5 separate regions of the Homo sapiens genome follow, and regions 1, 3, 4 and 5 are each linked to region 2. A link is a loop called in an ENCODE intact Hi-C map of the cell type or tissue named here. Cell type or tissue: B cell. All regions are shown on one strand.

Evidence for each region. Hi-C counts contacts between places; a loop is a spot of excess contacts. Peaks named below come from ENCODE experiments on the same cell type or tissue, not always from the same donor. Only the 100,000 strongest peaks of a DNase experiment are listed, where the experiment ranks them.
Region 1: a loop joins it to region 2, with 4 times the contacts of the local background. A loop is called at or near these places in 8 of 110 quality-filtered maps.
Region 3: it touches region 2 in a loop (6-fold over the local background); 12 of 110 quality-filtered maps call a loop at or near these places.
Region 4: a loop joins it to region 2, with 13 times the contacts of the local background. A loop is called at or near these places in 37 of 110 quality-filtered maps.
Region 5: it touches region 2 in a loop (3-fold over the local background); 7 of 110 quality-filtered maps call a loop at or near these places.

What each region holds. Positions count from the first base shown.
Region 1 is chr16:81,620,688-81,625,687 of GRCh38, reverse strand. It overlaps CMIP (c-Maf inducing protein), which reads right to left. Exons shown (of 21, transcript NM_198390.3): 3 at 4,762-4,812. Among named protein-coding and RNA genes, the nearest start is that of MIR6504, 12 kb to the right of the region's middle. RefSeq lists a silencer at 2,021-2,070 and an enhancer at 2,191-2,260. In B cell, a CTCF peak has its summit at 2,126 (motif pointing left); a DNase peak (open chromatin) is centred at 2,127.
Region 2 is chr16:81,871,807-81,876,806 of GRCh38, reverse strand. The region is part of intron 7 of PLCG2 (phospholipase C gamma 2); the gene reads right to left. Among named protein-coding and RNA genes, the nearest start is that of PLCG2, 95 kb to the right of the region's middle. In B cell, CTCF peaks have their summits at 2,543 and 2,742 (motif pointing right); a DNase peak (open chromatin) is centred at 2,766; H3K27ac peaks cover 1,965 bases.
Region 3 is chr16:81,749,391-81,754,390 of GRCh38, reverse strand. All of the region lies in intron 2 of LOC105369213 (a long non-coding RNA gene), which reads right to left. It also overlaps a transcript of PLCG2 not described here. Among named protein-coding and RNA genes, the nearest start is that of PLCG2, 27 kb to the left of the region's middle. RefSeq lists enhancers at 1,109-1,716, 1,717-2,325. In B cell, no CTCF peak of the experiment used is centred here; a DNase peak (open chromatin) is centred at 1,950; H3K4me3 peaks cover 958 bases; H3K27ac peaks cover 2,395 bases.
Region 4 is chr16:81,364,457-81,369,456 of GRCh38, reverse strand. It overlaps GAN (gigaxonin), which reads right to left. Exons shown (of 11, transcript NM_022041.4): 8 at 4,347-4,483; 9 at 3,979-4,107. Among named protein-coding and RNA genes, the nearest start is that of MIR4720, 18 kb to the left of the region's middle. In B cell, CTCF peaks have their summits at 2,723 and 2,925 (motif pointing left); a DNase peak (open chromatin) is centred at 2,916.
Region 5 is chr16:81,821,378-81,826,377 of GRCh38, reverse strand. The region is part of intron 2 of PLCG2 (phospholipase C gamma 2); the gene reads right to left. Among named protein-coding and RNA genes, the nearest start is that of PLCG2, 45 kb to the right of the region's middle. RefSeq lists enhancers at 2,863-3,062, 3,173-3,342, 4,043-4,192, 4,203-4,392, 4,573-4,672. In B cell, no CTCF peak of the experiment used is centred here; DNase peaks (open chromatin) are centred at 3,047 and 4,757; H3K4me3 peaks cover 3,132 bases; H3K27ac peaks cover 5,000 bases.

The sequences.
Region 1 (5,000 bases), 250 kb after region 2:
GGGCCTGTTCACATGGACAGACTTGTCCCTCACAGCTGTGCATACCTGGGTCTCTCACCTTGAAACCCTGGACACAGAAACAGGCCAATCTTCTCAATGCTTTGTAAACACACACGGTCCCCTCACAGCCTGAACACGCTCTTGGCCTTGCCCCACAGACTGGGCCTTCATGGCCTCGTGTGCACACAGGCCTGTGCCCTCACAGCCTCATGTGCAGACAGGCCTGTCACCACAGGGCTTGGCCTCTGAGGGCCAGGGCATGAGCCAGGAGGTACATCTGAGTCAGAAATGAAGCCTCATTAACCCAGAATAACTATTTAATGCTTCCACACCCCTGGGAATTAGCCTCAAGGGCTGAACCACCCAAACCAAACAGGGCTGGCCTCCCCAGGGGCCCTCAGGACTGCAGCTTCTGCTCTAGCGAATGCTGGGAGGTGGAGCAGCCATGGGCTGGGAGATCCTGGCCCTCCTCCTGCAGGCTCCAGGCCTCCTCAGATCTCCCAGACCAACATGGCAGAGGCCAGGCCGGGAGGGCTGGGAGGAAGAGCAGAGCTGCTCAGAGAAAGAGGCAAAGATGTTCAGGGTCTAATCCCGCTTGCCTTCTTGGTGGCCTTGGAACCTTGTGCGACTGACTTATCCTCTCTACACTCAGGTTTCCCCATCTGCAAATGTTGATAAGAACAGAACCTATTCAGTGAGAGGAAGTAATTCACAAAATGCAGTGTCCATTGCCGAGCAAACTCCTCCAACATGGGAGCTACAACCGTGTGTGAACAGCTCAAAGTTCTGAGCTGATGCCACAAAAACAACACTGTTACCCAGACGGAAAAGCGTGACCAAGATGACCTGGATATTTGCCTTCTTCCACAAAACAATTTGAGGTCAATTCCATAGCAGCGGTTGTCAATCGACCCTGTTATCATGACTGTCCCCATAAGGAACCCTAGTGTCTCCCTCATCTGTCCTCCCTTTGGAAGAAATACTCAAGAATAAGATTTCATTGAATAGGGTCGAGCTTTGGAGGGCCACAGACTATTGTAATCATTAAGATTTGTTTAAGTGTCAAGGAACCAATTTTGGTCCCATTAGGGGTGATGCTGCCCCTGTTGGGAATGGCCTAGAGATGCAAGTCCAACTTGATCAAAACTAAGCAATGGGGACACAGTATTTAGGAGGTGGCATTTTTTTTTTTTTTTTTTGAGACGGAGTCTCGCACTTTCGCCCAGGCTGGAAGTGGCATTCTTTACATACAGGAGAACGTATTCTGACAGTATGTGCACCGCAGCCACAGGAGACAAATGTATATTGGTGTAGGAGAGAAAATGACAAAAACAAGATAGCATTAGGAGATATACCTAACGTTAAATGACAAGTTAATGGGTGCAGCACACCAACATGGCACATATATACATATGTAACAAACCTGCACGTTGTGCACACGTACCCTAAAACTTAAAGTATAATAATAAAAACAAAAGAGAGTTAAAAAATTCAAGCTGAGGTGGTGGAATTTCTAAAGGTCCTCAATTTTGATGTTCCACTGATTTTTTTTTTTTTTCAGTTAAAGACAGAGAAAAGAGAAAAGAAACAAGGAAGGAAAAGAAAAAGAAAAACCTCAAATAGGTGGTTGTAAATAAAGAGGGGAGAGAGAGTGGCTGTATCAGCAGAAGCAGAGGGGTTATGTCCTGGGAGGGCTGTGGAGTCCCAATCTCAGAGAAAAGCACGGTGTGATCAAGGAGGAGGTAGGACAGCCCCACAGATCTGGATTGAAATCTGCTGGGCAACTGTAGGCAAGTCACTTGATCTCTCTGAGCCTTGGTTCTATTACCTGCTTAACGACAATGAACCAGAAATGACCTAGCCAGCCCTGGCATCTCACATGTACTCAGTAACTGCATCTGTATTAGGTGAACACTTTCTGGAATCTGCCCACAGAACCAGGATCCAAATTCACGTTTCCCAGCTAATTTGGCTAGCTGGCGGTACCTCCAAAACACCTTACGTTTCTTTGCCATTTTAAAAGGAAGGAGAGCATGCCTTCTCAAATATCACCAAAACTGGGTACAAAGAGCCACAGGAATTGAGATCAAGTTGCCAACACTGAAATATCACTGCCACCTGGTGGCAGCATACCTAAATTATTGGGGGGCAATTGTCCAAGGAGAAACACTGTGTCTGAAGCATGCTGTAGACACAGCCAAAGCTTACACCCTGAGAGCAAAGACTACCATTGATCACCTGGCAAGTGGGCCAGCACACACCCAGGCATCTGCCAGTTCCTTGACATCCTGATTTAGGTTTTCTGAAAATTTTTTAAACTGCTTGATTAAATTTAGCAACCATAAATAAACCGGATGCCACCATAATTGAATGCAAACATCCAGGTCTTCATGAGAGCTGCTAGAAACACAGTGATCCCAGTTCTGGACTTGCTCAATCAACTGTCTGAATCCCACATGCAAACCTTAACATTTTTGGGGTGGGGCATGGGGGTCTCACTCTATCACTCAGGTTGGAGTGCAGTGGACCAATCTTGGCTCACTACAACCTCCATCTCCTGGGCTCAAGTGATCCTCCCACCTCAGCCTCCCAAGTAGCTGGGACCACATGGGCGCACCACTACGCCCGGCTAATTTTTTGTATTTTTGGTACAGATGGCATTTTGCCATGCTGCCCAGGCTGGTCTTGAACTCCTGAGTTAGACTACCCGCCTGCTTTGGCCTCCCAAAGTGTTGGGATTACAGGCATGAGCCACCACACCTGGCCAATCCTTGACATTTGAATGTTTCAAGGCCGAGCTTTTAAATCATCTTTCTAGCCAAAGCCTCCTGAAGTCCATTTCTATGCCCATCATGTTGGTTGCCCCTTGCAGCTGTGCAATACTCACAGATTTCACAAATGCTGCCTTCCAGGTGCACGTGTAAGTCACTGTTGAAAATGTGGACCAGGGAAAGGCAGAAAACAGAGCCTTGTGGGATACCGCACCTGACAGCCTTCATTGATACTCATCTTGGCCTCCTTTTAAATAAGGCATTTTTCCCCCAACCTGTCGGGTAGGCAGTGTGTCTCCAAGTACATTCTGCCGTGTCCTGAGCTAAGAGAAAATGCAAGGCTGTCACTTTCTGAGGCCCCACAAGTAAAACACCATGGGGAAGGGAAGAGGTGGTACCCCCGTGACCAACACCGCTCAGTCCTCCCTCTCAACTGCTTTGGCATCTGACCCCCAGACGGTCCCCAGTAGGTGCTGACGAATGTCCCGCCTGTCTTCAGACACACTCGTACCCGGGCACAAAGAGAGACCCAGGCATCAGAGATGTTCTCCCAGTGGATACAGAGCTCTCAGTAGCACCTGCTGATCACACGAGCAGGTGTGCACCACCTTACCTGCTTGGCTGACATCTATGCCTTCCCACTCTACTACATTCAGAAATTTCCAGTACATACAGGTACTGGAAAGGTCGAGCTGAGCCCTGCCTCAGCCCCTTCCTAACGATGGGAGCTTGGACTCCAGTCTGAGCCTCATCTTTCCCGTATGGAAAATGGCAACAACGATAATCATCAACCTTATGCGGTTGTGGTGAGGGTGAAATGGACATGATGAGACTAGCAGAGCTCCTGGCACACAGTAGGAGCTCAAAACACGCCAGTCCTGGCACACAGTAGAAGCTCAGTAAACACTAGTTCTCTTCCCCTTTGCAACCCAACGTGGAGACTCAGCTCAGCTTCTGAGACTTGGCCCCACAGCACAAAGCAAGAGGACCAGTAGCTGACAGAGGAAAGGAGGGGAGTGGCCCTCTCTGGGACCAGGAAAGTAATTATCTGGGGTTGCCTTTCTGCCCCCAACCCTGGCCGTTGGGGGAGCCCCTCTGGAGCCATGAGAGGAATCCTGAGTGTTCCCTGGGTCCTCCCAACACGTGACATGGCACCCAGCTCTGCATGGGGCCAGCTGTTCATCCCCTGTGGCTCCCCAGCTTACTGTAAGGATGACAGCTTATGACACACTGGTCATTCCAGCCATACCCGCTGTGGGGCCAGGGGCCTGTCAAAGCTTGTTCTAAACCAGAAGATCAGAAGACAAGGAGAGACAGGGAGGCAGGGCAGGAATGAGAAGCTGACTGTACGTGCTTCACGCCCTGGTCCTGACGTCAAGGTTTCCATCGCCTGAGCCATGGGGCACAACTCAGGCTCCTCGGGTGGCTGGGGGACCCCTCTTAGAAGATCTGCCCCTGGGTCTCCAAGAAGATGAAGTTCCCTTTATGTGCCAGAAAGCTCTGAACCATCCTATGTAGAGCCAGAATCAGAAAATTAGGCCACAGAATCCGACAACTGAAAATCAGTGAAGACTACAGAAATAGGGCTCAGGATTTTGAATCTCTGTTAAGTTTACACTTGGCACAGCCTTTGGAAGTTACTTTCAACTAAGCATCTTGAGCCCCTGAAGTCCAGCCTCCCCGGCTGGACTCCCCTCAGGGTCGCCCTCACTCTGAGAGCAAGCAGTTCTATGATCCTTTTGAAGCAGGAAAACAGCTATAGGGTTTGAGAACACCAGGGCGAGAATGCTATTTCAGCACTGCAGGGGACAGGAATTGAACAGCAGAGGACGAAGGGCCAGGGGCTCTTAGGTAGGGGAACAAAGTTCCTCAGCTGAGCCATCTGGAAGGCATGAGTTCTCCACTTTCATGCCTCTGGGTGACAGATTGGCTTTAAGCCATCGCACCACTGCCTGAGTCGCTTTAAACAAGCAACCGAGTCAGTACTTACCTTCCATTGCAGAGAATGGAACCACTGGTCTCGCAGGTAGCTATTGGCAGCCTGTAACGACAAGAACAGGACAGCAAGGTCCGGTCATCAGCTTGCGGCATCTCAGGGCATTTCAAGGCCAGCATGTGAGCCCCCAAGCCTGCTCTGTAGACAGCGTCTGCCCTGTGACCCTAACAAGCCTGCTGAAAGATATGCTAAGCTGAGCCTGTTGTGTGCAAAACCAAAACAGAAGGGCTGGT
Region 2 (5,000 bases):
GGTTATGTGGTCAGATTCTACCTAACCAAGGGACAGGGGTGGCACTGGGCCTTATGTCACTCTGGGCAACATCCCAGGACCTTCCCACCCCAGCAAAGGGCCAGTGAGGTCAGGAGAAACAGCTGTATTGTTAACCACTGTGCCTCTTGGGTCACGCACACATTTACTGGATGAGTGACTAAAATAATAGATAAACTAATTTCTTCTGGTAGCTAAAAGGCTACAGGGAAATGTCATCTCTGAGTCGGGCCCCAGGAGAAGTTACCAGCTGGACAAGAGAAGGGGCCATGCCAGAGGCGGGGGTCACAGAAGCAGGGGCCAGGGCACTAAGAAAGGGAGGGAAAGGAATGGAGTTTTCCCACGTGGCTGAAGGCACACGCCCTTTCACAACCGAAGCTGGTCTTACGCACTCAGTGGTACTTAGGCTGTAGAAACCATTTGGTTCTGGAAGGCCAAGGGTAAAATCTCATCAATAGAAAAGCTAGGCCAGGCACAGTGGCTCATGTCTATAATCCCAGCACTATGGGAGGCCAAGGCGGGTGGATCACTTGAGCCCAGGAGTTCAAGCCTAGCCTGGGTAACATGGTGAAACTGTCTCTACAAAAAATACAAAAATTAGCCTGCATGGTGGCACACGCCTGTGGTCCCAGGTACTCCGGAGGCTGAGGTGGGAGAATCATCTGAGCCAGGGAGTTCGAGGCTGCAGTGAGCCATGATTGTACCACTGCACCCCAGCCTCGGTGACAAAGTGAGACCCTGTCTCAAAAACAAAAAAAAAAAAAAAAAAAAAGAAAGAAAAAGAAAAGCTAACCAGAGATTCTATCTAACTTCTCCACTGTGGACTCTCCTCTTGCCAGCCACTGACAATAAGAATAAACTGCAAGATCTCTGAGCTCCTCCACAAACATCGTCACAGAACGCTCATCACTCACTTCCCCCATGCTCACACCCATGTAAAATCCGGCAGAATAATCCTTCAATGCCTTACTGGATCATAGGAACAACCAGAGATACGTTAGCAGCCTTCTCAATTTTCTTTTTGATTTTTTGCAAGTGCTTTCTATTTTTATGTAAGAATGCTGTAACCACAGGGGACTTCACAGGTTTGATCAGGAGGTAGCAGGGTAGCAGTCACGTAGCCAGGTATTAAATTACAGTATTGGCAGATGACCTGATACGCTGCTTGATGTCTGCTGCAAAGTGTGAGAAAAGGGACTTGGGTGAGGGCAGTGACAAGGTGATAATGGCTGAAGTCAGCTGATGATACATGGGGGTCTGTTACGCTATTCTCTCTACTTCTATATGCTTTACATTTTCTTTAATACAAAGGATTCAAAAATTAAGAAGTATTCCATGGCTATGCGTCAAAGTTGGGCAGAAAATCAAATCCTAGCTCTGCAGCTTACTACCCTGCAGTAAACAGGCCTTCAGCAAAGTAACCTCTCTGGACCTCAGTTTCTTAATCCCTAAAATGGCAATAACAACAGTAGCTCTTGCACAGGCCTCTAGGGGGGAATTAAATGTATACAAAACACATAGAGCAGGTTGGGCATGATGGCTCACACCTGTAATCCCAGCACCTTGGGAGGCCAAGGCGGGAGGATCACCTGAGGTCAGGAGTTCGAGACTAGCCTGGCCAACACGGTGAAACCCCGTTTCAATTAAAAATACAAAAATTAGCCAGGCGTGATGGTGCATGCCTGTAATCCCAGCTACTCAGAAGGCTGAGGCAGGAGAATCGCTTGAACCCGGAAGGAAGAGGTTGCAGTGAATCAAGATCGTGCCATTGCACTCCAGCCTGGGCAACAGAGAAAGACTCTGTCTCAAATAAAAAAAAAAAAAAAAAAAAAAAAAAAAACACATAGGATAGTGCCTAGCAAATAGTCCACCTGAGAAAATGTTGGCTATCATCTTTGTTAATGATACTGTTATTACAGCCTAGTTAGAGGTATATCCCCTCACCAGGGAGACACAAACGTGAGATTACATTTCTTATCCTCCTGCTGCTGCCAAACTTTTGGAAACTCTGAAGCTCGAGAGGTGGAACGTAGGCAGGTGGTTAGACACAAAGAGGAACTAGCAAGCTCACGATGGAAACCATTTGGCTGCTGATAAGCATGAACCCACTCCCTGGATTTAGTTCTGGGGATTATAAGTCACCATAAATAGCTCTGTCTCCTGCAGGAGCCTGAGAAATCCAGCTAGGCCCTCATTCCCCCCAAATCACAAAACAGGTACTTTTCTCTGCCCTGTGCTTCCAGCCAGGAACAGGAAGTAAACAATTTGCTAACAGGTTAGGGGATGGGCATTTACCTACACAACAGCAGTGAGGTTCTTAGAGCTGGCCAGAAGCCATCTACATAGCTTGGGACTTTGTTATTCAAATCTGTCACTAAATTAAATTTTTAAAATGCAGTGACCAAACTGGAGAGTTATACCCTCAAACAGTGGAGATGAGGGTTGCCAAAGCAAAACTTCTTTGGGGTCAGGTAAGCAACATAAATGAGCAGACAGAGCTGTATGGGGCTGGGTCAATACAGAGAAAGTGGACCGTTCCATGGCGAGATGTGACCCTATTTATAGCCAGATCTCGATTTTTTTCCTAAGGGAAGCCAAATATCTAGATTTTAATATATAATATAATCTCTCAAGTTTTAAATGTAGGCAATTAATTTTTAACATATTTAAACCATTAGATCAAGTACAACCAGGGGCAGGCTCAATGTGGCATTCTGGCCACCAGGGGTCAACCTTTGGTATCGGCAGAATCTTTGCCATACAAAGTTCCACACGGGGCAATCTAGGGCACCCCAGAGGGTTCTGACATTTTGTAAAACTCTGATTCCAATTTATGTTTCTCCCTCATAGACACAAACACACAGACTAGCCTTAATAAGAGCCATAATTAAAGTACAGGTTGAAATACCTCTCATGTGGAATGTTACCACAGTGGAAACCATCAATGAATGGGTTAATCTGGTAGCAGGTGAAACAGCTTTTGTGCAAATCTTCTTTTTTTAATTTTTAATATTATTTAATAATACAGACTAGGTCTCACTATGTTGCCCAGGCTAGTCTCAAACTCCTGAGCTCAAAGGATCCTCCTGCCTTGGCCTCCCAAAGTGGTGGGATTACAGGCGTGAGCTACTGCTCCCAGCCATGTGCAAATCTTATTTTCAAACTTTGCCTGACATCTGTCTGACAACACAGCATCTTGAAATTTCAAGGTAAACTATTATTAAAAAAAAAAAAACTGTTATTTGCAACTACTTATCTTGAGTAAATCGAGCTTTTCTCAATCCTGGTCAATTGCATAAGATGACAATCGTCACCATTCCAAATTTCATACGCACACTGTCATCATTATTCTATGACATGTTCTATGTTCAATGACACACGTCATTGTTCTCAAGGACTATTTTTAAAGTTACAGGTTTTAACCTTAAAAAGTATTCTGATAAGCTTTTATGAATCATGGTTTTTGTTGTGGTTGTTACAGTTTCCTGTCTAAAGGAGAGGGGATTAAAGAGTATTAAAAGTTTTATAACCATTGATCTCATTTAATACCTTCATTTTATAGAAAAGGCTAAGTGAGAGGACAGAGATGGCTTCCCCCAACATTACTTGGTCAGTTAGAGGTCAAGTGGGTCTAGAATCCAGTTCTCCCAACTCCCAAGCCTGCAATCTTTCTATTTCATTTGGCAAACAAATAACTAATTATTATATATGAGAAAAAATGAACACATTGCAATTCAATGATCCACTCTAAGAAATATGTTTTCCCCAAATCTGGGCAGATAGGAAATGGCCCTCCCATTTCTCTAACTCAGATACATCCAAAGTCCCACGGCCAGTGGTCACCCATCAGGTGGCCTCACTGTGTGGCCAGCCCACAGCTCTGCATGCAGAAAGCAATTAATGACTGTCTTCTAGGAACATTCATGCTCATCACTTAAAAATGCCTGTCTTCACAACTCCCAACCTCCCATTGCACAGAGGAGAAGACTGAGGCTAGGAGCAGTCAGTGGTTCATCCAAGATCATGCAGCTAACTGCAGAAACCACAGCCACCTGACTCCAAGTTCCAGGTACTCCCCAAGCCCTCACACCTTTCTCTGGGAACTCTTTTGCAGTCTGCAAAGCCCTTTCCTGACAGCAACAACAGCAGCCCCTACTTATTGAATGTGTGCCACCTACCAGGTACTGTGCTAGGTGCATCGCACAGAATAGTCTCAATTTTAAAACTTTATGCTCTATGGAACTTTTTATTGCAAAGGTAACATGTTACTTGGAACATATCACAGAAAATGAGCTGTGCAAAGAAAAGGTAACTATCCTTCCTGCCTATCTTCCCAACCCCTTCCAGCACACACACACAAAATCAACATTAAATGTGAGGTGCTTTCTTCCATACTCTCCCCTTGCTCATAAAAAGGAGCAAAAGGAGGATTATTGCATTCTCTGTTTTTGTGTTTGTTTTGAGATGGAGTCTCACTCTGTTGCCCAGGCTGGAGTGCAGTAGTGCAATCTCGGCTCACTGCAACCTCCGCCTCCCAGGTTCAAGTGATTCTCCTGCCTTACCCTCCCAAGTAGCTGGGATTACGGGTGCACACCACCATGCCTGGCTAATTTTTGTATTTTTAGTAGAGATGGGGTTTTGCCATGTTGACCAGGCTCATCTCAAACTCCTGACCTCAAATGATCCACCCGCCTGGGCTCCCAAAGTGCTGGGGTTACAGGCGTCAACCACTGCACCTGGCCTGTATTCTATGATTTTTAACAAAATAGCAGACCTGACTCCTGATGTAAATCTGCTGCTGGCTTTCATCACAAAATGTCACAAATATCATCTCAGATTAATGGAAAGAGAACTGACACATGCTTCTTAATCAGCTGCATAATGTCACATAATATGGATAGACCATAATTTACCCAGCAATTCCTCCATTGAGACATTCAGATGGTGCCCAGGTACTTTGCCAGCATAAGTAATGCTGCAAT
Region 3 (5,000 bases), 120 kb after region 2:
TGGGGAGGGGTGGGGAGGAGGTGGGGAGGGGAGGGGAGGAGGTGGGGATGGGCGGGAAGGAGGTGACAGGGGAAGGAGGTGGGGGAGGCGAGGGAAGGAGGTGGGGAGGGGAGGGAATGAGATGGGGAGGGAAGGGAAGGAGGTGGGGATGGGTGGAGAAGGGCAGAGTTTCCCCAGGAAGCTTCTCCATCCCCTCTCAACTCAGGTGGAGGTGGAGACGGAGATGGAGATGGAGGCGGCAAACCTAGAAGTGGGTCCCTAGAACCTGTGTCACTGGGTCAACCCTGAGGGATAGTTACCAAGGAGCGAAGTCCTTTCAGGCCTGGCCTGGACTTTCCTCCTAGAATCTTCTCCCCGGGGGTGGGCCTGTGATGGCGGCCAGGCCAGGCAAGAGAAGACACAGGGCAGCGCCTCACACAGGCTCAGCCTCCACCCAAGGTGGGACCATCTAGCCCAACCATGGAGCCCTGGCTGTTGGCCCAGGGATGGGGGAGTCTCACCTCCGCAGCCACTTCCCACTCCCCAGGCCCTCTCCCAGCCCTCCAGCTGCTTCTCCTGGAGATAAAACGGCTGAGCTCCCTTCATATTTTCCCCATCCTACAGTCATGGCTGTGGCATCTGCATTAGTGGCTGTGGCATCTGTCACCTCCTGGTTCCCTCATCCCCTCCCAAAAGTCAGCACTGCTGGGTGCAGTGGCTCATGCCTGTAATCCCAGTACTTTGGGAGGCCAAGGCAGGGAGATCACTTGAGGCCAGGTCAGCCTGGCCAACATGGTGAAACCCTTCTCTACTGAAAATACAAAAATTAGCTGGGCGTGGTAATGTGCGCCTATAATCCCAGCTACTAATGAGGCTGATACAGGAGAATCGCTTGAACCTGGGAGGTGGAGGCATCAGTGAGCCAAGATACAACTACTGCACTCCAGCTTGGGCAACAGAGTGAGACTCCATCTCAAAAAAAAAAAAAATTAAATTAAATGGTCAAAATGGTAAATTTTATATTATACATATTTAACCAGAATACAAAAAAAAAAAAAAAAAAAAAAAACCTGCCAGGACTTTAACACAATGCTGAACTTGGCATAACCCACCAATGACCAATGTGGATGTTTTACCAAATTGGCTCAATGGGGCTGTGAGTGGGAAAACTAAAGCTCGTGCTGTGTGGACCTGAGCTTGGTTGCACCTGCCACAGGTGGGAAGCCAGGCTGAGGTGGCGGGGAGAGGCAGGGCCGAGGGGGTGTGGAAGGGTGCGAGGCCGGGAGCAGAGCTGAGCTGCCACTGGCCATCCTCAGCAGAAGCTGGTGGGGCACCCTGGACAGCTCAGACTGAGCCACAGGCACTAGCTAATAGTAGCTCATACCATTATTAAGCACTTGCTGTGTACCAGGAATTTCTACAGACCTTCGAAGTACCGTGGTTGGTCTCCACTACACAGATGAGGAAACTGAGGCCCAAAGGAGAAAAGCAGCCTGCCCAAAGCCCCGAGTTGACAGGTGGCAGTGCAAGGCCTGGAGCCACGTCTTTCATAGCTGTCCTCTCCCTGCTGGCAGCTCTGCCCCCAACAGCCACTCACCGGGGAGGTGCCCAGTGCTAGGCTGGAGCTTCCAGCACTGGCCCTCACTTCCCTGGGCACCCTGAGGGCCCTGGCCGTGCAAGGAGTGGGCCTCGTCTACAGTCACGTCCTTCATGGAAGTTGCTGGAAGCAGATGCAGCCCAGGCCAAGCCTCAGGGTCAGTGATTCTGTTCTGGCTGGGGAGGGGGAGCTAAGGGGACCACCTCTCCCAGCCCCTCCTTTGGGGGCTCACAGAGACCTCAGATGGAAGCTGAAGTGGACTCTTGCTCTCCTGCCCTCAGCCGAGGGGCTGAGCCACTCCGGGAGGGTTTTTGGAGGCCTGCTCCGCCCCCAGCTGCTATTAGTGCTGCCACGGCCAGCCGCCTCCACCCCAGGAAAAAGAGGAAGTGGTCAGAAGCCAGCAAGAGAGAGCCTTAAAAGAGGACGTGTCCCAACCCTCACAGTCCCCTCCCTGTCAGGCAGAGTGGAGGAGCTGGCCGGGTACTTCTCAGAGCTGGCCGGGTGCTTCTTGGAACCTTCCACCTGGGGAAGCTGGAACCTGCTTTCACCCCACAATGATATTCTAAAAACACCCTAGAATTGTGAGGGCCTCCAGGCTTCCAGCATCAGGGAACTCTGAGACGCAGTGTTGGGGAACAGTGGGAGCTCCCAGCTCAGCACCCAGCACTCAGCAGGCTCATAGTTCATACGTGATAGACGGGGCCTACATCACAGTGAAGAGTTGCAGGTTCAAATCCTAGCTCTTTTATATATATTATATACATATATTATATTTTTTTTATATTTATTTTTTGAGATAGACTCTTGCTTTGTTGGCCAGGCTGGAGTGCAGTGGCACAATCTCGGCTCACTGCAACCTCCGCCTCCCAGGCTCAAGCAAATCTCCCACCTCAGCCTCCCGAGTAGCTAAGATTACAGACGCCTGCCACCATATCCACCTAATGTTTATATTTTTAGTAGAGACAAGATTTCACCATGGTGGCCAGGCTGCTCTTGAACTCCTGACCTCAGGTGATCCACCCACCGTGACTTCCCAAAGGGCTAGGATTACAGCTGTGAGCCACTGCACCCGGACTCTTTTACATATTTATAGGGTAAAAAGTGACATTATGATCTATGAATACAACGTGGAATAATTAAAGCTAGTTAACATATCCATCACCTCAAACACTTAACTTTTTTGTGATGAGACTGTTTGAATTTACTCTCTTAGCAATTTTGAAATGTACCATACTCTATTATTAATGACATTTACCACGCCATACAATAGGTCTCAAAAAAAACCCATATTCCTCCTATCTGAGATTTTGTATGCTTTGACCACCATCTCCCCATTTCCCGTCCTCGAGCCTCTGTAACCACCATTCTACTCTCTGCTTCTATGAGTTTGACTGTTTTAGATTCCACATATAAGTGAGAACATGTGACACTTGTCTTTCTGGGCCTGGCTTATTTCACTTAGCATAATGTTCTCCATCTTTATCCATGTTGTCGCAAATGACAGAATTTCCCTGGCCATCAATCTCTAGTTCCAGGCTGGAGGCAGTGGCTCATGCCTGTAATCCCAGCACTATGGGAGGCTGAGGCAGGTGGATCACCTGAGGTCAGGAGTTTGAGACCAGCCTGGCCAACATAGTGAAACCCCATCTCTACTAAACATACTAAAATTAGCTGGGCATGGTGGAATGCACCTGTAATACCAGCTACTGAGGAGGCTGAGGCAGGAGAATCACTTAAACCCTGGAGGTGGAGGTTGTAGTGAGCCAAGATTGCACTACCGTACTCCAGTCTGGACAACAAGAGTGAAACTCTGTTTGAAAAAAAAAAAAAAAAAAAAAAAAAAGCTGGGTGCGGTGGCTCACGCCTGTAATCCCAGCACTTTGGGAGGCTGAGGTGGGTGGATCTTGAGGTCAGGAGATCGAGACCAACCTGGCTAACATGTTGAAACCCCATCTCTACTAAAAATACAAAAAATTAGCCAGGTGCAGGTGTGGTGGCAGGCGCCTGTAGTCCCAAGTACTCGGGAGGCTGAGGCAGGAGAATGGCATGAACCCGGGAGGCGGAGCTTGCAGTGAGCCGAGATCGCGCCACTGCACTCCAGCCTGGGCAAAAGAGGGAGACTCTATCTCAAAAAAAAAAAAAAAAAAAAAATCTCCAGTCCCCATTCTGCTTTTTAAATGCTGAATAGTAGTCCATTGTAAATATGTGGCACGTTTTCTTTATGCATTAATCTGTTGATGGACATTTAGGTTGATTCCATAACTCAGCTATTATGAATGATGCTGCAATGAACCTGACAGTGCAGACATCTTTCAACAAACTGATTTCAAATCTTTTGGGTAAATATCCAGAAGTGGGATTGCTGTGCTGGATTTTTTTTTTTTTTTTTTTTGAGACAGAGTCTCACTCTATCACCACCCAGGCTGGAGTGCAGTGGTGAGATCTCAGCTCACTGCAATCTTCCCCTCCCAGGTTCAAGGGATTCTTCTGTCTCAACCTCCTGAGTAGCTAGGATTACGGATGCCCGCCACCATGTCCAGCTAATTTTTGTTGTTGTTGTTGTATTTTTAGCAGAGATGGAATTTCACCATGTTGGCCAAGCTGGTCTTGAACTCCTGGCCTGAGGTGATCTGTCCGCCTTGTTCTCCCAAAGTGCTGGGATTACAGGCATGAGCCACCACACCCAGCCAAATTGCTGGATCTTATACATTGTTTTCTATGTTTGCTAAAACATAGATACCTCTATGTGTTTTTAACTTTTTTTTTTTCACAATGGGATCATATTATTCTACTGTTGTTTTTACTTAACGGTATATTGCAGATCTCTTTCTAGGTCAGCAAATCCAGCCAGCTTTCTTTTTCTCAACCATGGTACCTTGCATTCCGCCGCGTAGATGGATTACACTTAAGTGAAGCAGCTGTCCATTGAGGGACATCTCAGCTCTTTCTAGGTTTGTGTCTTTGCTTCATAAGCAATGCATCTTTGGACATGTATCCTTGAACAGTGGGGTGAGTATATCCACAGGGAAAGATAAATCATTTGCTGTGTAAATGCTGGACACATACCAAAACAATTTTGACAGAAACACCAAATTGCCCTCCAAATACTTCATTGCTTGAATTGGTAACACTCATCTATTTCTTTAAATTTATTTAATGAAGGCCAGGCACAGTGGCTCACGCCTGTCATTCCAGCAGTTTGGGAGGCCAAGGCGGATGGATCACTTGAGGTCAGGAGTTTGAGACAAGCCTGGCCAACATGGTAAAACCTCGTCTCTACTAAAAATACACATAATTAGCTGGGCTTGGTGGCAGGCGCCTGTAATCCCAGCTACTCAGGAGGCTGAGGCAGGAGAATTGCTTGAACCCAGGAGGCAGAGGTTGCCAGGAGCCAAGATCACACCACTGCACTCCGGCCTGGATG
Region 4 (5,000 bases), 510 kb after region 2:
GATTTTCCGAGATCCACTTTACTTTTCTACTTTTTCTAGGTGAATTAAGTGGGGATGTGATAGGCATCACCTCTCCTGCATTTTCTACTCTTTCATGGTGGCATGGTTTTTGCAGATTCACCCAGGATGCAGTATTGTTTCTGGTTTTCTATTTTGGTAGGGAAGCAGAGCTCCGGGGACTTCCACTTAGCCCTTGTTGTCATGGTGGCTCCCAATCCATGTGTCAGAGAACCAGCATGGTGATTTTGCCAGTTGTCAAGTATGTCTATTCTAGTTATATATTCAGGAATCAAAAGAGGAAACTGACAGATCTCAACTTCAAAGAACAGTTAATTTAACTTATATACTGTAAAAAATTAAAGTAGAGGGGCATCTAGGCTAAGCGAATGCACGGAGGCAGTAAAACACAAGAGGATTTAAAAAGTGAGCTGGAGTATACGATATGTGAAAGAAAGATACTAAAAAAGGGTGAAACTTTTTCTTAACCTCAAATCATGGAGAACCCTGAGTAGGTGGCTAAGAACTATTACCTTTGTTTAGTAAGCAGTGGGAAACAGTCAAGAATTCTGAGAAGGGCAATCAAAAACTCTGAGCAAAAAGGTATGTGCCACTATGCCTGGCTGATTTTTGTCAGGTTCATCTTTCAAAACCACAAATAAGTAACTGCACTGGCAAGGCTGGCCAGAGGCTAATGACACTACACAGATGCAGGAATAACTGTGAGGGTAGCAGCGGGGCAGGGAAGGTGGGAAATGTGAAAAATGCTACCAAGATTTAAAAAAGGACCAGACCTGGCAACTGATGAGTTGCAAAGTACAAGACAGAATTCAAGATGATTCCCTTTTCTGAGACAGGGTCTTGCTCTGGCACTCAGGATGGAGTGTAGTGGCACGATCATGGTCTACTGCAGCTTCCACCACTTCCCAGGCTCAAGTGATCCTTCTGCCTCAGCCTTCCAAGTAGCTGGGACCACAGGCGTGGACTACCATGTTCAGCTCATTTTTGAATTTTTTCAAAATTCATAGAGACAAGGTCTCACTATGTTACTCAGGGTTGTCTTGAACTCCTGGGCTCAAGGGATCCTACCACCTGGGTCTCCCAGAGTTCTGGGATTATAGGTGTCAGCCACTGTGCCAGCCAAGATGACCCTTTTTTGAACATGGATGACTGGGAGGATAGTAGTGTTACTAACAGAATATGGACACAAGGAACAGAAATAGAGAAACCGTCATTCTGGGTATATGAAGCTGTTGCTCTGGCTTGGTAATACTTTATGGCAATTTCTTTGCTTTCCTTTCAAGCAGTTTTGCTTTTATTCAGAAAAACAGAAAAGAATAAGATATGGCTTTTTTCCCAGAAAGTTTTAACCTAAAAATAGGGAACAAAGACAGGAAAGACAAGAGATTACTTAAAAACAATCGACATGGTCTCCAATCAAATATGGACTGCTCATCCGGCAACTACAGTTTCCACACTATGCCAATATAACACATTTGCGTCTGATCTTTTAAGAAATAAACTACTCCTACATGTTATTTTGTTCTATCGATAGTTATAGGAAAGCCTATATTTTTAAGTCAATCTAGCGTGGTAGTTGAAAAGGTGGACTCTGGGGCCAGAACGCCTGAGTTCAGATCCCACCTCAGCTTCTTGCTCCTTGTGTGTCTGTGGGCACACCGCTCACCCTTTCCTCATATGGAAAATAGGAATAGTAACAGTACCTACATGCGCTTCAGAGTGCTGTTTTGAAGATTAAATACATGGCATTTGGTGTTATATGTGTGTTTAATGTTATCTAAACATGTTAGAATCTTATATTGGTAAGATAAATTAACAGCTTTCTTCATTCTATTTACAAACATCAGAGAGCTTAGAAATAAGGAACTGAATATACATTAATTTTATTTGGAAGTGCTCTTATTTATTTAGAGACAGGGTCTCGCTTTGTTGCCCAGGCTGGAGTGCAGTGACACAATCTCGGCTCACTGCACACTCCACCTCCTGGGTTCAACCAATTCTCATGCCTCAGCCTTCTGAGCAGCCAGGACTACAGACACGTGCCACTATGCCTGGCTAATTTTTTTTTTTGTACTTTTAGTAGAGACAGGGTTTCACCATGTTGGCCGGGCTGGTTTTGAACTCCTGGCCTCAAGTGATCTGCCCGCGTCGGCCTCCCAAAGTGTTGGGATTATAGCCTGGAGCCAGTGCACCTGGCGAGAAGTGCTTTTAAACAGCAAAGAAGGAACCACAGTCTTACGTTTAATTATTATGAACTTAAAGCAAGTGATAGTTATATTAAAAGCTTATCCAGTACAAATATGTAACAACCTGATAGGCCAGGTGCGGTGGCTCATGCCTGTAATCCCAGCACTTTGAGAGGCTGAGGCGGGCGGATCATTAAGTCAGGAGTTCGAGACCAACCTGGAAAACATAGTGAAACCCTGCCTCTACTAAAAATACAAAAATTAGCCAGGCATGGTGGCATGCGCCTGTAGTCCCAGCTACTTGGGAGGCCGAGGTGGAAGAATCGCTTGAACCCGGGAGGCAGATGGTGCAGTAAGCCGAGATCACGCCACTGCACTCTAGCCCGGGCGACAGAGCGAGACTGTCTCCAAAAAAGAAAGAAAGAAAAAAAAAGACTTCATCCCTTGGGCAATCAGCCCTCCCAGTCATGTATCAAGGAAGGAAAAATGTAGAGAAGTCTGAAAATCTGCCCCTACCACAGCAAGTATTCTCTAAACTGCTCTCTAATAAATTTTCCTAAGATAGTCTATTCCTGTAATTGAAAAAAAAGGCTATGCAAATACCCTAAATTTAAAATACATGTTAGGCAGCATTTACATGCATTTGCAGCATCTTTGTAACTGCTCACTGCGTGCCCTCATCTAAAACAGCATGAAATTAAACATTATGTTATGGCACCCTCTTCTGGTAGCACGACTGAACTACTCTAATAAAATTACGTTTAGCACAGCAATTTCCCCTTAGGATTTAAACATATTACTGCAATAAGAATACTGCTCAGTGGTTACAACAATAAAATGTGTGAGGAAAGAGAGAAGACATCGAGAAGGATGTTATCTACCCTACAAGACATACGTGGCACTTGTCAGAGGTTTTAAGAATCTCAGAAATCAAGCCTCAGCCACTTAATCAACATTTTACTAAGCATCTGATACAGACAGGTAGGATGCTGGAAGCCAGGATACAGAGCTGACGAAGGTGGACCTTGCCCTGAAGTTGCTTGCAGTTAACAGCTACAACCCCAGAGACTTGTCTGGAGGGCATGGAATCATAGATGAAGGGATAAAAAATCAGACTAGGAGGCATGAGAAGGCTTTCTCTAGGTTTTGATAACTAAGCAGTTTTGAAAAAGGCCAAGCTAACTGGATGGACAGCGGGAAGGGAGCTTTTAGGCAAGTAGCAGCAATACGAACAGAGCTGAGACAACCACACATGTTTGCAGGGGAAAGTGGCTCGGTATAAAGTATCTGGGTCAGTAGCAGAAAAAGCAAAGGCCATATCACAAAAGGCTATATATGCTAAGTTAAGGAGTTTATTTATTTTTCTTTGGAGAACAGGGTCTTGTTATGTGGCCCAGGCAAATCTCTAACTCCTGGGCTCAAGCAATCTTCAGTTTCTACCTCCCTAAATGTTGAGACTACAGGTGTGAGCCACCATGCCCAACAAGTTAAGGAGTTTTAAACTTTTTCCTAAAAGCTATAGGGAGCCAATAAATGATTTTAAGCAACTAAGCGTCAAGATCTCATCTACATATTAGAGATATTTTCTATTTGCAGACATTTTAAGTTACTAGCACTTGTGAAGTCACTGAATAAATATCTAGTATGCATGAGACGTTATCTCCTAAATCCATAATTTAATAAAGTGACTGAAAACAAAACTAAACAAAGCTAAAATACGACTGAAAGCACAAAGAAAAAGTTGCAGTAGCTATGTGAAACCATTCTTAGTTACCTTTTAAACTCATCATGGTAGAACTCGGACTTGCAAGTTACCATCTCGCTACCCTGGGCGTCCTCACGACTTCGGACTCCCCCAAACACATACAGCTCCATAGCAACTCCACAGGCCACCGCTCCAAACCTGAAAGGCCACACACAGCGTTATCAGGCACAAGCTGTACAATGCGAGATCTCACTCCCGCGTTCCTCTTATGCTGGTTTAACTCTGCAGCATTACTACGTGGGCCTTCCTTTCTCAGGAAATGCCAAGTCAAAGAAAAGGTTACTCTGAAAGAAAAGAACAAAAGCCAGGCAGGGTAAGGGGCTCCAGACCCAGTGAACAGCAAGGGAATCTACAAAGTCCACCCCACAGCCACGTACCTCCTCTCTTTTAGTGGACATATGGCAGTCCACTGCTGGGTCCTGGGATCATAACACTCTACAGACTCAAAAAGCTTTCCGTAGGAGCCTCCACCCATGGCGTAGATTTTCTTTTTCATAGCTGCATAGCAGCCGATCTGAAAGCAGAGAACAATGGTGGGGGAGAGGCAACATTTCTCATTCAGGTCAGGTGAACAGATATTAAACTGTCTGGGCCATACTTAAAGAGATTTAGGAAGGGGTTTGATTTCTAACCGTAAAACGATGGTGCTTTTCAGTATTACAACACCGGACTTTAAAATGAGAAGAGCAAAGTAAGACACATATTCTTAATCTTCAGAAAAGGAGCTCTTACTCCAACTGATACTATTTCACTAACTGAAAGAAGTTCAAAAGCCTCATTTTTATTTATTTATTTATTAGAGACAGGGTCTCGTTCAGTTGCCTTGGCTGGAGTGCAGTGGTGCCATCATAGTTCACTGCAGCTTCAAACTCCTGGGCTCAACAGATCCTTCCGCCTCAGCCTCCTGGGTAGCTGGGACTACAGGTGCACAGCACTGTGCCCGGCTAACTTTATTTAAAACTTTTTTGTAGAGATGGGGGATCGCTTCAGCCTAAGAGTTCAAGACCAGCCGGGGCAACATAGTGAAACCC
Region 5 (5,000 bases), 50 kb after region 2:
TACACTGACCTCCTACTGCACCTAGGTGAGGACACAGATCATACTTGATGCTTTTCTCGGTTCCCCCATCTCTGAGCCTAGGATCCTGGAGCCTTGCCGTGGCAGAGGGAAGCACATCTCCAAACAGTGATGAACCCCAAGAACCAGGAGGTGGACATGATGCCAGAAATGAAGGTGGCAAAGGGGCCGAGGAGGACTCTAGCTTTCTGGCATGGGGACCTGGCTGGATGGTGGTATCTCTTACCACAATGGGGAAAACTGGAGGAATAGGTTTTAAAGGCAGAGATCTCCGTTGTTTTGGTGACAAATTCCATTTTGGACACGTTGAGTTTGAAATATTTACTAGATACCCAGTGCGACCAGACAACATTTCCAGAGCTCGCTCCAAGTTCAAAGCTCCTTTCACTGACATCTGAGAAAATTTCTCTGGTCCAATGCCATCTGATTTCTATGTCTTCTTTCTCTACGATCCACCTAACACCCTATGTGACAATCTTAGCCTTGTCATCTTGTCTCTGTCTTCCTAAGACTTGAACCCCTGAAGGACAAGACCTTGCTTTGGTCAATCTGGTGACAAGCAGAGTCTCCAGCATGTGGAGGGGCTCAGTAAATATTTACCGAATGGGTCAAGGAAAGGGATCTCAGGAGATGGTTACGTGGGAGTGTGTTTCCTATTAGATGAGTGCAAAAGTTGTCACAATTTTTGCCATTAAAGTTACAATTAAACTGCAATTACATTTGCACCAACCTACTATTACTGCTCTAAAAGATTAGAGCATCTCGGGCTGGGCGCGGTGGCTCACGCCTATAATCCCAGCACTTTGGGAGACCGAGGCAGGTGGAACACCTGAGGTCAGGAGTTGGAGACCAGCCTGGCCAACATGGTGAAACCCTGTCTCTACTAAAAATACAAAAAACTAGCCAGGTGTGCTGGCGCATGCCATGCCTGTAGTCCCAGCTACTTGGGAAGCTGAAGCAAGAGAATGGCTTGAATCCAGGAGACAGAGGTTGCAGTGAGCTGTGATCATGCCATTGCACTCCAGCCTGGGTGACAGAGTGAGACTCTGTCTCAAAAAAAAAAAAAAAAAAAAAAATTAGAGCATCTCTTCAGATCTAATTTAAAAGATTAGAGCAGTAATAGGAAAAAAACACACTCCCAAATAAGCATCACTGAGGCCAGGATGGCCCCACAAACCTAGTGGCTTACAACAACACAAATTTACCATCTTGCAATTATGCAGGTCTGATTTCCAAAACGGGTCTCGCTGGGCTAAGACCAAGGAGTCAGCAGGGCTGTGTTCCTTCTGGAGGCTCCAAGGGGGAATCCACCCATTGCCTTTCCCAGCTCTAGAGGCCACCTGCATTTCTTGGCTTGTGGCCCCTTCCTCCACCTTCAAAGCCAGAATCCTGCTCTCTCTCCCTGACTGTGACCTCCTACCTTCCTCTTTTAAAGATCCTTGTAATTACATTGGGCCTACCTGGGTCATGCAGGAGAATCTCCCCATCTCAAGATCTTTCCCTTAATCACACATGCAAAAATCTCCTTTGCCACATAATGTAACATATCCACAGGTTCCAAAGATTAGGACATGGACACCTTTGGGGGTATGTGCAGGGAGTCACCATCCAATGAAAGGTGACATCATGGGGAAGGACAAAAAGGCCAGAGGTCACATGGCAGCTACGAGAGGATCCCAGCCATCCTGGCCTCAGTGTTGCCCTTTAATTATAACCGCTGAATCTGAATGCCCAGTCTCTCCCACACCCCGTTATCTCACCAGTGTGGCACACGAGGAACATGGTGAGAAGGCCTGAGGGAGATCCAAACATGATCCCAACGAAAAGTGCCAGCCACACCTGGCTCCACAAAAGCTGGAGGTGCTTTCCAGCAGTCACAACCCCAGAGGCTGTTTGCTGACAAATCACAAGAAAATAAGTGGCTGGGGCCATGTGCAGTGGCTCACGCTTGTAATCCCAGCACTTTGGGAGGTTGAGGTGGGTGGATTACTTAAGATCAGGAGTTCAAGACCAGCCTGGCCAACGTGGTGAAACCTTGTCTCTACTAAAAATACACAAATTAGCCAGGTGTGGTGACGCATGCCTATAATCCTAGTTACTTGGGAGGCTGAGGGAGGAGAATTGCTTGAAGCCGGGAGGTGGAGGTTGCGGTGAGCTGAGATCACGCCATTGCACTCCAGCCTGGGTGACAAGAGTGAAACTCCATGAAAGAAAGAAAGAGAGAAAGAGAGGGAGGGAGGGAGGGAAGGAGGGAAAGAAAGGAAAGGACAGGACAGGACAGGACAGGACAGGACAGGACAGGACAGGACAGGAAAGGAAAGGAAAGGAAAGGAAAGGAAAGGAAAGGAAAGGAAAAAGAAAAAGAAACAGAAAAAGAAGGAAAAGAAGGAAGGAAGGAAAGGGAAAGGGAAAGGAGGAAGGGAGGAAGGAAGGAAGAAAGGATGGAAGGAAAGGAAGGAAGGGAGGAAAGAAAAGAAGGAAGAAAAAAGAAAAGAAAAGAAGGAAGGAAAAAAAAGAAAAGAAAAGAATTGTCTGGGTGCAGTGGTTCATGCCTGGAATCCCAGCACTTTGGGACACCGAGGTCAGGGGATTGCTTGAGGCCAGGAATTCAAGGCCAGCCTGGGCAACATAGAGAGACCCTGTCTCTACAGGGAAAAAAAAAAAAAATTAGCTGGGCATGGTGGTGCACATCTGTAGTCTCAGCTACTTGAGAGACTGAGGCGGGAAGATCGCTTGAGCCCAGGAGTTTGAGGCTACAGTGAGCTATGATCACACTACTGCCCTCCAGCCTGGGCGACAGAGCCAGATCCTGTCTCTTAAAAGTAAATAAACAAGAAAACAGTCATCTTAAAGCCTTCAACACAAATCCAAGCTAGACAGGAAGGGGCTCACTTCAGAGATCAGACAGTGCAGCCCCTACCCCCACTCAATCTTCACCTGGACTCTCATGGGGCGAGGGGTGGGGAGCAGCATTTCAGGGACTGGCCAGACAGGAAGCCTGGCCTCTGCGAGCAAGCAGCTCACTTCTGCGTTTCTGTCGAGAGAGGAAGCCTCTCTGCTGCAGCTGCCCCGGCCACAGGGGCTCACCAGAGGCCTGACTGCAGAGATCCAGTCTCGAGGTAAAGCCCCGGGGAAGCCAGACCTCCCCTAGGCTGAACTGAAAACAATCCATCCAGATCAGAAGGGAAGAAACATAAAAATGACCATAAGGCGCCATCATCCAAGAGGCCACTTTCCTGTGAAACCACAGCCAACATAGGCCTCGCCTGCTTTATAAGTGCCCTACGGCTGCTGCACCAATTACTGCAAACTCAGTGGCTTAAAGCAACACACATTTATCAGCTTTCAGCTCCTAGGTCAAAACCAGTCTCACTGGGCTAAAACCAAGGTGTCGGCAGCACTGGCTCCTTCTGGAGGCTCCGAGGGAAAACCTGCTTCCTGGCCATTTTCACCTTGCAGTGGCCGCCTGCAATCGTGGCCGTGTGGCCTCTTCCTCTGCCTTTGAAGCACATCATTCCAACCTCTGTTGCCATCATCTTGCCATTGTCTTCTACTCACTCTGATCTCCTGCCTTTTTCTTTTTTTTTTTTTTTTTTTTGAGATGGAGTCTCGCTCTTGTCTCCCAGGCTGGAGTGCAGCGGCATGAACTCGGTTCACTCACTACAACCTTCACCTCCCGGGTTCAAGCGATTCTCCTGCCTCAGCCTTCTGAGTAGCTGGGATTACAGGTACACGCCACCATGCCCAGTTAATTTTTGCACTTTTAGTGGAGACGGGGTTTCGCCATATTGGCCAGGCTGGTCTCGAACTGCTGACCTCAGGTGATCCACCCGCCTCGGCCTCCCAAAGTGCTGGGATTACAGGCATGAGCCACTGCCCCCAGCCCCGCCTTTTTCTTAAAAGGACCCTGTGAACACACTGGATCCACCTGGGTAACCCAGAATACTCTCCCATCTCAACCTTCTTCACTTAATTTCATCTGCAAGGTCCTCTTTACCAAGTAACATGACATACCCACAGGTTCCGGGGAGCAGGACATGGACATCTCTGGGGGCCATCAATCATGCTTACCACCTATGCCGACCCTTCAACACCCTGTCCACTGATCTGCAGAGGAGGAGAGTATTATTTCAAAGACAGTTTTGGAACATCTTCCCAGGAAAGCCAAATCTCAATCCCCCACACCCCACCACAATTGACAAAGCTAAGAGAAATTGATAACAAGCTCTAGGGCAAGCACAGAGGATAAAATTGAAAAAGGAAGAAAAAAAAGACACTCCCTATTTGCAGCATCTCTGCAGCGTAAGGGTGCTTTGCATACACACTGGAGAGTCTAGTCTCATCTTCCCTAGTTAACACAGGAAAAGAGAAGGCTCAGCGAAGTTAAGGAATTTGCCCAAAATCACACAGCCTGCAAATGGTGGATCTGGGATGGAACCCCAGGCCTGTCTGGCTCTCTCTTTGTGCTGCTCTGGAAAAAAAAAAAAACATCTTGGATCTGTCTGAGATTATTTGAGAGGGGAGGGGTCCCCAAAAGTTGTTTGCAGTAAAACCTTTTCTTTTGGGTAGGAAGTTATGCAAAGCATTTGCCACTGCCCCCAGTTGCTTGGCAAGTTAGCGGAGAAAGATCTATTTTGGGGCTCTGCGCTCCACTGATCTGTTCACCACCCGCTGCTTATACATTTTTTTCTACAGAGGCCACTTCCTGAGGCTTAAATGGGTTGGTCAGCCCAGCAAGACCAAGCCTGGCTCAGAGCAGCACACAAGGCAACAAGTAGGGCCAGCACTGAGCAGCCAGGAGCCCCCAGGACCCACCTCAAAAGGAAAACCACCCATCTTAGAAGAGGCAACGGCTGCCTGTCAGCCGATCACCAAGACACACAGCATTCGAGCCCTCGAGGAAGGCAACAGCCACCGAGGCTGCCCAACTACACATGTACATTTGTATTATTTCATTCATTCACTCATATTATTCAAGAGCC